Linked DNA regions of Homo sapiens: region 2 is linked to region 1. Evidence: read pairs that join two places in POLR2A ChIA-PET (ENCODE). Cell type or tissue: Panc1. All regions are shown on one strand. Links, peaks and the distances in the headings refer to the core of each region. The heading gives the core; the rest is flanking DNA. Region 1 overlaps RAI1 (retinoic acid induced 1). Region 2 overlaps DRG2 (developmentally regulated GTP binding protein 2).

What was found. Peaks named below come from ENCODE experiments on the same cell type or tissue, not always from the same donor. Only the 100,000 strongest peaks of a DNase experiment are listed, where the experiment ranks them.
Region 2: POLR2A ChIA-PET joins it to region 1 with 6 read pairs; 3 of 35 experiments call an interaction of 5 or more read pairs at or near these places.

What each region holds. Positions count from the first base shown.
Region 1 is chr17:17,686,053-17,691,420 of GRCh38, forward strand. All of the region lies in intron 1 of RAI1 (retinoic acid induced 1), which reads left to right. Among named protein-coding and RNA genes, the nearest start is that of RAI1, 7.3 kb to the left of the region's middle. In Panc1, for the core only: no CTCF peak of the experiment used is centred there; no DNase peak of the experiment used is centred there; H3K4me3 peaks cover 475 bases; H3K27ac peaks cover 4,873 bases.
Region 2 is chr17:18,091,526-18,096,893 of GRCh38, forward strand. It overlaps DRG2 (developmentally regulated GTP binding protein 2), which reads left to right. Exons shown (of 13, transcript NM_001388.5): 2 at 2,288-2,448. Among named protein-coding and RNA genes, the nearest start is that of DRG2, 6.3 kb to the left of the region's middle. In Panc1, for the core only: a CTCF peak has its summit at 2,643 (motif pointing right); a DNase peak (open chromatin) is centred at 2,718.

The DNA of each region.
Region 1 (5,368 bases), core at 247-5,246:
CTGCCAGTGTCTGTCCTCCCCATGAGGCTGAAGCATCGAGGCCTGAAAGCACGTCTCCTTGCTCTCTCCGGCCCAGTGCCAAGGGCGAGGCCTAGAACACAGGACGCTCAGAAATGCTTCCTGGCAGGAGGGCCAGGTGAGGTGGAGAGGGTGAGAGCCCCAACATTGTCTCCCGTGGGCCCCTTTGATCTTTAGCAAGGGCATGCTCAGGTCTGTGTGGATCTTGTGCTGTCAGCCTTTAGATGAGTGGGGTGAGGGGCTTGGTGGGGTCGGGGGGCAGGGGGAGGTGGCGGGCAGCTTCCCCAGGCTGCTTCCTGAGGGGGCTGGGAGAAACTGGCTCATCCTGTTCCCCAGTGATTGAGGCAGAGCTGTGCCCTGTTCCTGGTGGGTCACTGGGGATCTGAGATTGGAATGTGACACCAGGGAAGGGGAGGCAGGGTGGGAGGCAGGGCTTGGAGGTACAGGCTGGGGCTTGGCTGGCAAAGGACAGATTTCGCTCCACTGGTTCTTGAACCCGTGTGTGTGTGTGTGTGTGTGTGTGTGTGTGTGTGTGTGTGCACGCGCGCGCCGGGGAGGGGAGAGATGGGGAAGAGAAAAACATGAGGGCAGAGAGGTGGAGTGGGGGTGGAGGACCTGGGGAGTGGTGAGCAGGGACAGGGAGAGATGGAAGTGGGGGGACGGCAAGGAGTGAGGGAGAAGTTCCTGCTGCTGCTGCTGGAGAGTATGAAGAGTGTGCTTAGGGCCAGGAAGGAAAGCAGCCAGGCGCATCGTCTCACACCACCATCAGCCATGCCTTCCTTCGTCTGTCCAGCAGACAACCCTAAGTGTTCTCTTGCTTGGCTCCATGCTTGCATGGCCCCAGACAGGAGCAAGCCTGTGGTCCAGGCTTCGCACCCTTGAAGTCTAGGGGCCAGGTGAACAATGAGCATCCGGTTTCTTTCTTTTTTTTGAGATGGAGTCTTGCTCTGTCGCCCAGGCTGGAGTGCAATGGTGCGATCTCAGCTCACTGCAACCTCTGCCTCCCGGGTTCAAGCAATTCTCTGGCTCAGCCTCCCAAGTAGCTGGGATTACAGGCGCCCACCACCACGCCCGGCTAGTTGAGCAACCTCTTTCTGCACAAAGTGATCAGGCTGGGGGAGAGAAGGTGCCCAGAATGCTGTGCAGAGGCAGGAGAGGAGGGTGGAGCAGGCGAGCATGGGGTAGGGGGCAGGGAAGCCATGTGTTAGGCACTATGGTGGGGAGCCAGGACTGCTGGGGAGTCTTCCTTTCCTCTCTGGCCTCGGTCTCATCTGTAAATGGGGGAAGAGTGGACTGCTCTTGCACTGATGGTCTGTGGACCCAAGTCACCCACTCCTTGGGCATGAGAAACCAGGGACCCCGTGGAGACAGCTGATAGAACAGGGACAGCAGGCATGCTCAGAGCGTCTGCAGGCCCATGGTCAGGGGGCTTGAGGGAGAACATGCAGAATCCAGTGGAGCTTGGGTTCGCCTCCTAGAGTTCCCTTCTTGGAGACTGTGCTCATCTGGAAGGCGAGATAGGGTCGGGGTAGGGGAAGGAGCACTGGATTCGGAATCAGGAAAAGTGGTTGAGTTTTAACTGCAGCATCCCTCGGGCAAGTCACTTTCCCTCTGTGAGGGTCAGTTTCCTCTTCTGTCAAAAATGTGAACGGGCTTTGTTGTAAGCATTAAAGGTGAGCTGGGGCGCCGTGGCTCACGCTTGTAATCCCAGCACTTTGGGAGGCCGAGGCAGGCGGATCACTTGAGGTCAGGAGTTTGAGACTAGCCTGACCAACATGGCAAAACCCCATCTCCACTAAAAATACAAAAATTAGCCAGGTGTGGTGGCCCATGCCTGTAATTCCAGCTACTTGGGAGGCTGAGGCACGAGAATCACTTGAACCCAGGAAATGGAGGTTGCAGCGAGCCAAGATAGCACCACTGCACTCCAGCCTGGGTGAAGGAGACTCTGTCTCAAAAAAAAAAAAAAAAAAAAAGTGAGTGTTGCTGTGTTTTGTCATCTGGAAAGCAAGGAGGTCCTATAGCTTGGGGCCATAAACAGGCTTTGGGGTCACACCAGCCTGGGTTCAAATCCAGGTACCAGCTGCTCACTGTGGGGCTCCATTTCCCTCCCCTTTAAAATGAGGATAATAGGCAGGGCGCGGTGGCTTACGTCTATAATCCCAGCACTTTGGGAGGCCAAGGCGGGTGGATCACTTGAGGTCAGGAGTTCGAGACCAGCCTGGCCAACATGATGAAACCCATCTCTACTAAAAATACAAAAATTAGTCAGGCGTAGTGTCACATGCCTGTAATCCCAGCTACTTGGGAGGCTGAGGCAGGAGGATCACTTGAACCCCGGGGGGTGGAAGTTGGAATGAGCCAAGATCGTGCCTCTGCACTCCAGCCTGGGTGACAGAGCAAGATTCAGTCTCAATGATAAATAAATAAACAAAATGAGGATAGTAACAGGCCCCTCCTGGTTGCTGCTGCACAGTTCCTCAGCTGGGATATCATTGCTGGGCTGTTAGGCAGTTGTTTTTTGTTTTGTTTGTTTGTTTTTTGAGATGGAGTCTCGCTCTGTCGCCCAGGCTGGAGTTCAGTGGTGCGATCCCGGCTCACTGCAACCTTTGTCTCCTGAGTTCAAGTGATTGATTCTCCTGCCTCAGCCTCCCGAGTAGCTGGGACTACAGGTGTGCGCCACCATGCCTGGCTAATGTTTGTATTTTTAGTAGAGACGGGGTTTCACCATGCTGGTCAGGCTGGTCTCAAACTCCTGACCTCATGATCCGCCTGCCTCGGCCTCCCAAAGTGCTGGGATTACAGGCGTGAGTCACTGCGCCCAGCCTTGGGCAGTTATTTTTATTGCTAAAGTGCTTTGTATGTAGAAGAGATCACCATTATGATTATTATTTTTTTTTTTTGAGCCGGAGTGTTGCTCTGTCGCCCAGACTGGAGTGCAGTGGCTCGACCTCGGCTCACTGCAACCTCTGCCCCCTGGGTTCAAGCATTTCTCCTGCCTCAGCCTCCCTAGTAGCTGGGATTACAGGTACGCACTACCATGTCTGGCTAATTTTTTTTTATTTTTAGTAGAGATGGTGTTTCACCATGTTGGCCAGGCGGGTCTCAAACTGCTGACCTCAGGTGATCCACCCGCCTCAGCCTCCCAAAGTGCAGGGATTATAGGCGTGAGGTGAGCCACCACGCCCGGCCAATTATTCTTCTTCCATTCATGCCAGGTCACATCTAACCCTTACCTGTAATAACATTGGCCAAAATGAGGAGTTTGGTGCTTATTTCTTTTCTAGCCAGGTCAAGGCAGATGGATTGAGTGGGTCTTTTTACACATGGGGCGGGTGAGAATTACTAGTTTTCTGGCCAGAGTTTCTGTATGTAAAGGGACTTTGCCCCAGTGGTGTAGGTGGACCCCAGGAAAGCATCCAGCAACTTGTGACTTTAGTGGCAGTATAACCACAAACTCTCATTCATTCGTTCATTTATAAATCACGTGTAGAACACCAGGGTACTGAGAAAACAGCCATGAATGAGATGCAGCTCTAATGTAGCATAGTGGGTATGCATATGTATTTTGGACTTTGCCTGGGTTCAGATCCAGGGTCTACCACTTGCGAACTTAGCCAAGTTATTTATCTCCTTTACTTGGTTCTGTCATCTGTAAAATGGGGGAACTGATAGAATCTACCTCATAGGGTGGTCGTTTGTTCAAGTCCAGCATCAGGTACATAGAAAGTGCCAGAGCATGGCCCTTCCTCCATTGTTGCTTTTATTTCTGCCCTGAAGGATCTCATGGACCAGCTTGGTGCTGGAGGAGGTCACCCTGGCCAGGCTTCTCAGTGACGGTTGGCATCCAGAAAGGGGTGCCAAAGCCCCCCAACTCCTTGAATCAGACCCTTCTATAGTGATCTAAAGCTGCTTCTCTGCTTGACTGTTGGGGCCTGATGCTGGGGAGGTCCTGTGAGGCCTTATTGACCTGGGAAAGTCCGCCTTTGTCTGGCGCCAGGTGTGCTTGATTTTAGAAGGAATTTCATTCCTAGCCGGGCACCGTGGCTCACGCCTGCAATCCCAGCATTTTGGGAGGCCGAGGTGAGTGGATCACCTGAGCCCGGGAGTTCGAGACCAGCCTGGCCAAACATGGTGAAACCCCATCTCTACTAAAAATACAAAAAGATAGCTGGGCGTGGTGGTGGGCGCCTGTAATCCCAGCTACTCAGGAGGCTGAGGCAGGAGAATTGCCTGAACCTGGGAGGCAGAGGTGGCAGTGAGCCAAGATGATCGTACCACTGTACTCCAGCCTGGGTGACAGAGCGAGACCTTGTCTCAAAAAAAAAAAAAAAAGGAATTTCAGTCTCAAGTATGAAAGCAGAAAGTGTTTCCTGATTGAGGACTCCTCACCAGCCGGAGGCAGCAGGACTGCCTGCCTCTGTGTGTCTTTAGGCAGGTTCCTCAAGCTCCCTAAGCCCGTTTCCTCCTTCATCAAAGGCGAAAGTAATAGTACCTATTTCATAGTTTTGTTAAGAGGATCAAATGAGATAGGGCCTCTAAAGCACTTAGCCAGTCCTGGGCACAGAATAGTGTGCTTAGTAAATATTGTGCCTATTAGTGATAATCAGAATTCTCAGACAATGTAAAGTAAAAACCACCTGAAAGATTTCTTAGGAGCTACAGCTTCATAGAGATGTGAAGTTGTAAACCTCCCAGAGCCCAAGTGGACAAAGAATTGTTACAGCAGCTGGAGAGACAGGAGACCCAGAGAAGCTTAACTCCTGTAGCAAAGTCACCCAGCATTCTGGCTTGGGGTGGGCAGGGATGGGGAATCAGAGCTGGCTTTCAGTCTGGTGCTCTCTGGTGCTTTGATAGTGATTCCTTCAGCAAATAGCTATGGGCAAACAGCATTGATGCACAGCTGAGGTCATATGGGCCTGTCTTCTGGAAGCTTCTGTTCTGATAGGGAAAATGAAATTTCTACATGATCATGATGAGAGGTAAAATAAAATCACATGTTCTATTAGAAGGGTAAAGTCATCGGGTATTCACTCATTCAAGGGGGCTCTGTGCCAGGCTGTGGAGCAGTGGGTCTCATTCGGGGGCGATCTTGTGTCTCAGGGGACACTGGGCCATGTCAGGAGACATTTTTGGTTGTCTCAGCTGGGGAGGTGCTGCTGGCATCTAGTGGGTAAAGGCCATGGATGCTGCTAAACATCCTACCGCACAAGGCAGCCCCCGGAACCACACACCAGCTGGCCCCTGATGTCCATGTGCCGAGGGTTGAGATCCCTGTCTTGGGAAGCAGCAGTGGCCAAGCAGATGGAGCCCCTGCCCGTTTGAAGCATAGAGCGTGGTAGGTGAGCAG
Region 2 (5,368 bases), core at 300-5,299, 410 kb after region 1:
TAGTGAGCTGAGATCGCACCACTGCACTCCAACCGGGGTGACACCAGTGAGACTTTGTTGGTGGCTCACACCTGTAATTCCAGCATTTTGGGAGGCCAAGGCGGGCGGATCACCTGACGTCGAGAGTTCGAGACCAGACTGACCAACATGGAGAAACCCCATCTCCATTAAAAATACAAAAAATTAGCTGGGCATGGTGGCGTGTGCCTGTAGTCCCAGCTACTTGGGAGGCTGAGGTAGGAGAATCTCTTGAACCCTGGTGGCAGAGGTTGCAATGAGCTGAGATCACACCACAGCACTCCAGCCTGGGCGATACAGTGAGACTCCATCTCAAAAAGAAAAAAAAAGAAATCTGCCTAAGAAGTTACTACTGTTAATAACCCTATTTGCAGATTAAGAAACTGATGCACAAGAAGACTAACTTTTCCAAAGTAAAATGGCCCCACTAATGGCAGGGTGGAGTTCTGACACAAGCTCTCACTGCCCTCTGAGACTGGGCAGGGGAGGCCTCTTTGAAGAAGTGACATTTGAGCTGCACCTCAAATGATGGTAAGGAGCCAGTTCCAGGAAGATCTCGTTGAAATGGAGAGAATCGCCAGTGTGAAGGTCCCAAGGAAGGAATGATGTCAGCATATTCTAGAAAAGGAAAAAAAGAAAGGCCAGGCCCAGTGGCTCAACCTGTAATCCCAGCACTTTGAGAGGCTGAGGCAGGAGGATTGCTTACAGCCAGGAGTTCAAGACCAGCCTGGGTAACATAGCAACATCTCATCTCTACAAAAACAATTTTTTTAATTAGGCAGTCCTGGTGGTATATGCCTGTAGTCCTAGTTATTCAGGAGGCTGAGGCAGGAGTTCAAGACTAGTGAGCTATAATCGTGCCACTGAACTCTAGTCTGAGTGACAGAATGAGACCCCCATCTCTTTAAAAAAAGAGGAGAAAGCAACTGTGTCTGGAATGTAGCAGAGTGTGTTGAAGTAGCCAGGAGCCAGGTAACATAGGGTCCTGGTTCTCAGTCTCAACGACGGCCTCCTTTTAGAGCAAAGAGTTTGTAACACCATTTACAGTCCTGAAATGAAATTCCCCATCAGTAATATAACTTGAATTTGAAAAAAACCAATATAATACCCTAATAGTAATATAAAGGAGAAGAAGAAAAAGGAAAGTAATTTATAATGAAAATGGTATTTATTTAAATACATAAATGCTGGAGTGCTGCCAGGATCTAACGAAGTTACCCTGAAGCAGTAGAATGCTCATGCCTCTAGGTAGAATCACTGGGGATGTGACAGCCACGATGCAGGTGTGTTGTATTGGCCACTGAGTTACACCCCAAGAGGGGCTGCCATGGCAGCGTGGGATCCCAGAATGGTGAGCAGCTCTAGGTAAAGTTTCAGACAAAGCATGACATAGTCTTCCCTTCATATACATAATAGTTGCATTCCTGGGAATTTCAGTGTATATTAACACTGTACAAAATGTCCTGTGTTTATATGTAAACAGAGCTAGGTTCTAGGCCTGGCGATCCTAACCCAGGTTTTCCCTCTGTGGATGCCTTTGGGATGTGACAAGTCATGGACTTGGGATAATTCTCCTCAGCTACATAGGACTGACTCACCTAATAGGGCAGCTGGTTTCCCTGCCCCCTGCCCAATAGATGCCAATGCGTACTTCACCATCAAAGTGAACAGAAAACATCTCCCAGAATTTCCAGAATGCCCCCCAGGAAGCGGTGCCCCCTCTGTTGAGAACCATTGGTGAGAACCATTTGGTGAAGTCTCAACAAAGAGGCGGGATTTTTTTTTTTTTTTTTGAGATGGAGTTTCACTGTTGTTGCCCAAGCTGGAGTGCAATGACGTGATCTCGGCTCACCACAACCTCTGCCTCCTGGGTCAAGTGATTCTTCTGCCTCAGCCTCCCAAATAGTTGGGATTACAGGCATGAACGACCATGCCCAGCTAATTTTGTATTTTTAGTAGAGACAGGGTTTCTCCATGTTGGTCAGGCTGGTCTCGAACTCCTGACCTCAGGTGATCCACCCGCCTCGGCCTCCCAAAGTGCTGGGATTACAGGCGTCAGCCACTGCGCCCGGTCTAAGAGACTGGATTTTATCTTAAATGAAGTGAGAAGCCAAGGGGGCCTTTTAAGCAGAGAGATTTTTTTTTTTTCTCCTGATCTCCTTGACAGCAGTTGCTTCCCAGCCAGCACTTGGCGACATGTGGGCCCTGCCTGACCCCTGGGCTTGGACACCCTGGCCACTCATCTTCTGTCTTGCTTTCCATCCTTTAGCCACTGAGTATCATCTGGGCCTGCTGAAAGCTAAGCTCGCCAAGTATCGGGCCCAGCTCCTGGAACCGTCCAAATCGGCCTCGTCCAAAGGAGAGGGCTTTGATGTCATGAAGTCGGGTGATGCCCGTGTGGCGCTGATTGGATTTCCCTCTGTGGGTAAGGTCAGTGATGGTCAGTGTGGGCCTCGGGGAGGAAAGCAAGAAGTCATCTTTCAAACAGGTGACCATCCAGGCTCCCCTCGCTGCCTTTCTGCTTAGCTCCAGGGACACAGAAGACCTGGCCTCCCCCAGGGTCAGATCCCAGCCCTTTATCATCCTAACATGGAGGACGCTCTTTCCTCTTGCCAGCAGATGGAGCCCTACTTGGTCTTCCGACTCAGTCATCACACACAAATACTTCTCGAGTGTGTATCTCTAGCGGTGTCATGTGCTGGGCACTGTGCCAGGGACTAGAGACATAGCATGAATGAGACAGAGCTCTGTCCCTGCCCACATAGATCTCCCATTCTTGAAGAGAAAGGACAGTAAATAAGTAATAAGGTGCATCCAGTGGTGAGGAGTGGGGGCTGGTGAGTGACAGGGTGAAGGTCTGCTAGTTACGACAGGTCCCGGCAGGTTTCTCTGGTGAGTGAGTATTTGGGCAGGGGCCTGAAGGAAGTGAGTGAGCTTGCAGAGTCCTGGGTGAGAACCTTCCAGACAGAGGGAACAGTGAGCACAGGCCCTTAGGCAGGTGCTCGCTTGGTGTGTCCAGGGAGGCCCAGGTGGCTCTCTGAGGAGCACAAGGAGGGCAGAAGACAGAGAGGATAGCGGCATATGGGCGGCCGAAAGGACCCTGGCTTGGATTGAAGAATGAAACTGCAGAGTTTTTAGAAGGTTTCTTCGGCCGGGCGCGGTGGCTCACACCTGTAAACCCAGCACTTTGGGAGGCCAAGGTGGGTGGATCACCTGAGGTTGGGAGTTCAAGACCAGCCTGACCAACATGGAGAAACCCTGTCTCTACTAAAAATACAAAATTAGCCAGGGGTGGTGGCGCATGCCTGTAATCTCAGTTACTCGGGAGGCTGAGGCAGGAGAATCGCTTGAACCTGGGAAGCAGAGGTTGCGGTGAGCCGAGATTGCACCATTGCACTCTAGCCTGGGCAACAAGAGCAAAACTCCATCTCAAAAAAAAAAAAAAAAAAAAAAAAAAAAAGAAGGTTTCTTCTGGAAGTTGCTCTGTTTAGCGTATAATCTATATTGGTTTACTTTTTTTTTTGAGATGGAGTCTTGCTCGGCTCACTGCAACCTCTGTCTCCTGGGTTCAAGCAGTTATCAATCAGCCTCCCGAGTAGCTGGGATTACAGGCATCCGCCACCACCCCTGGCTAATTTTTGCATTTTTAGTAGAGGTGGGGTTTCACCACGTTCGCCAGGCTGGTCTCGAACTTCTGACCTCAGGTGATCCGCCCACCTTGGCCTCCCAAAGTGCTGGGATTACAGGTATGAGCCACCGTTCCCGGCGTGATTTACTTTTATGTGAGGAATAAAATAAACATCATTGCAGGGTTTTGAGCAGAAAAGAGATGTCTGATCGGCTCTTTTTTTTTTTTTTTTTTTTTTTGGAGGTATAGTTTCACTCTTGTTGCCCAAGCTGGAGTACAATGGCACGATCTCAGCTCACTACAACCTCCGCCTCCCAGGTTCAAGCAATTCTCCTGCCTCAGTCTCCCAAGTAGCTGGGATTACAGGCATGCACCACCCCGCCCGGCTAATTTTTTGTATCCTTTTTTAGTAGAGACAGGGTTTCACCATGTTGGCAAGGCTGGTTTTGAACTCCTGACCTCAGGTGATCCACCCGCCCTTGGCCTCCCAAAGTGCTGGGATTACAGGCGTGAGCCACCGCGCCCGGCCTAAAGTAAACTTTTTATTTTAGAATAGTCTTAGATTTACAGAAAAATTGCAAAGGTAATACAGAGTTCCCATATACCCCACACCCATTTTCCCTGGCAGTTAACATTTTACACCAATGAATATTGATCTGTTCTTGCCTCAAGTCTGGCTTTATGCAGATTTCCTTAGCTCCTCCCCACTGTCCTTTTTCTGTCCTGAGATCCCACATCACAGTTCAGTTGTTATGTCTCCTTAGGCTCTTCTAGACAGTTCCTTAGACTTGCCTTGATTTGATAACCTTGACGGTTTTAAGGAGTACCATTCCCATATTTTGTAGAAAGTCCTTCAGTTGGGGTGTGTCCAATGTTTTTCTCGTGGTTAATCTGGGGTTATAGTTAGCAAGGAAGGCCACAGAGGTAAAGTGCCATTTTTATCACATCGCATGAAGGCCACATACTGTCAACATGACTTACCCCTGCTGATGTTGATCTTGACCACCTGGCTGAGGTGTGTCAGGTTTCTCCACCGTGGAGACGCTCTCTTCTCCCCTTGCCATGCCGCTTTGGGGAGGGAGGTGACTGTGTGCAGTCCAATTCCATCGCCTCCTTGAGGGGAGCATCTACAGAAACTGTTTGGAATTCTTCTGCATGGGAGATTTGTCTCTCTTCTCCCATTCATTTGTTTTATTCAATCATTTATTGATATCCGTATGGATTCGTGGGGGGTTATTTTGTGCTTTGGGGTCTAAACCCATACCATGTTCTTTTGCTGCTCAAATCTTTTTAGCTTTGGAGCTATTTTAGTTGGCTTCTTTGATGTACTTCCACCATTGTGTTTTTCCAGCACTTCCTCACTTTCTGACACTGCAAGATGCCTCAGGCTCATTTTGTATATTCCCTGCCCTGGCCTAGAATCTGCCATTTCTCTAAGGAGCCCTGGTTCCTTTGATTGGAGAATAGCATTAGAAACTACCATCTGGGCGCTGACTTACTTTTTTACAGAATCACTCTGGCTGTTGTGTAGATAGCAGGTTATAGCAGGGCAAAGTGAAGTGGGACAGTGGAGAGGTTGCTAGAATATAGGCCAAGTGAGCAACAACCAAAGCTCTGGACAGGTGCTGGGGAGCAGCTTCTAACTCAGTTCAGCTGAACAATTTGAGCCCACACCCAGTTTCCATTGCTCTGGGCCAGGCACAGGGGATGGTGGTTAACAGC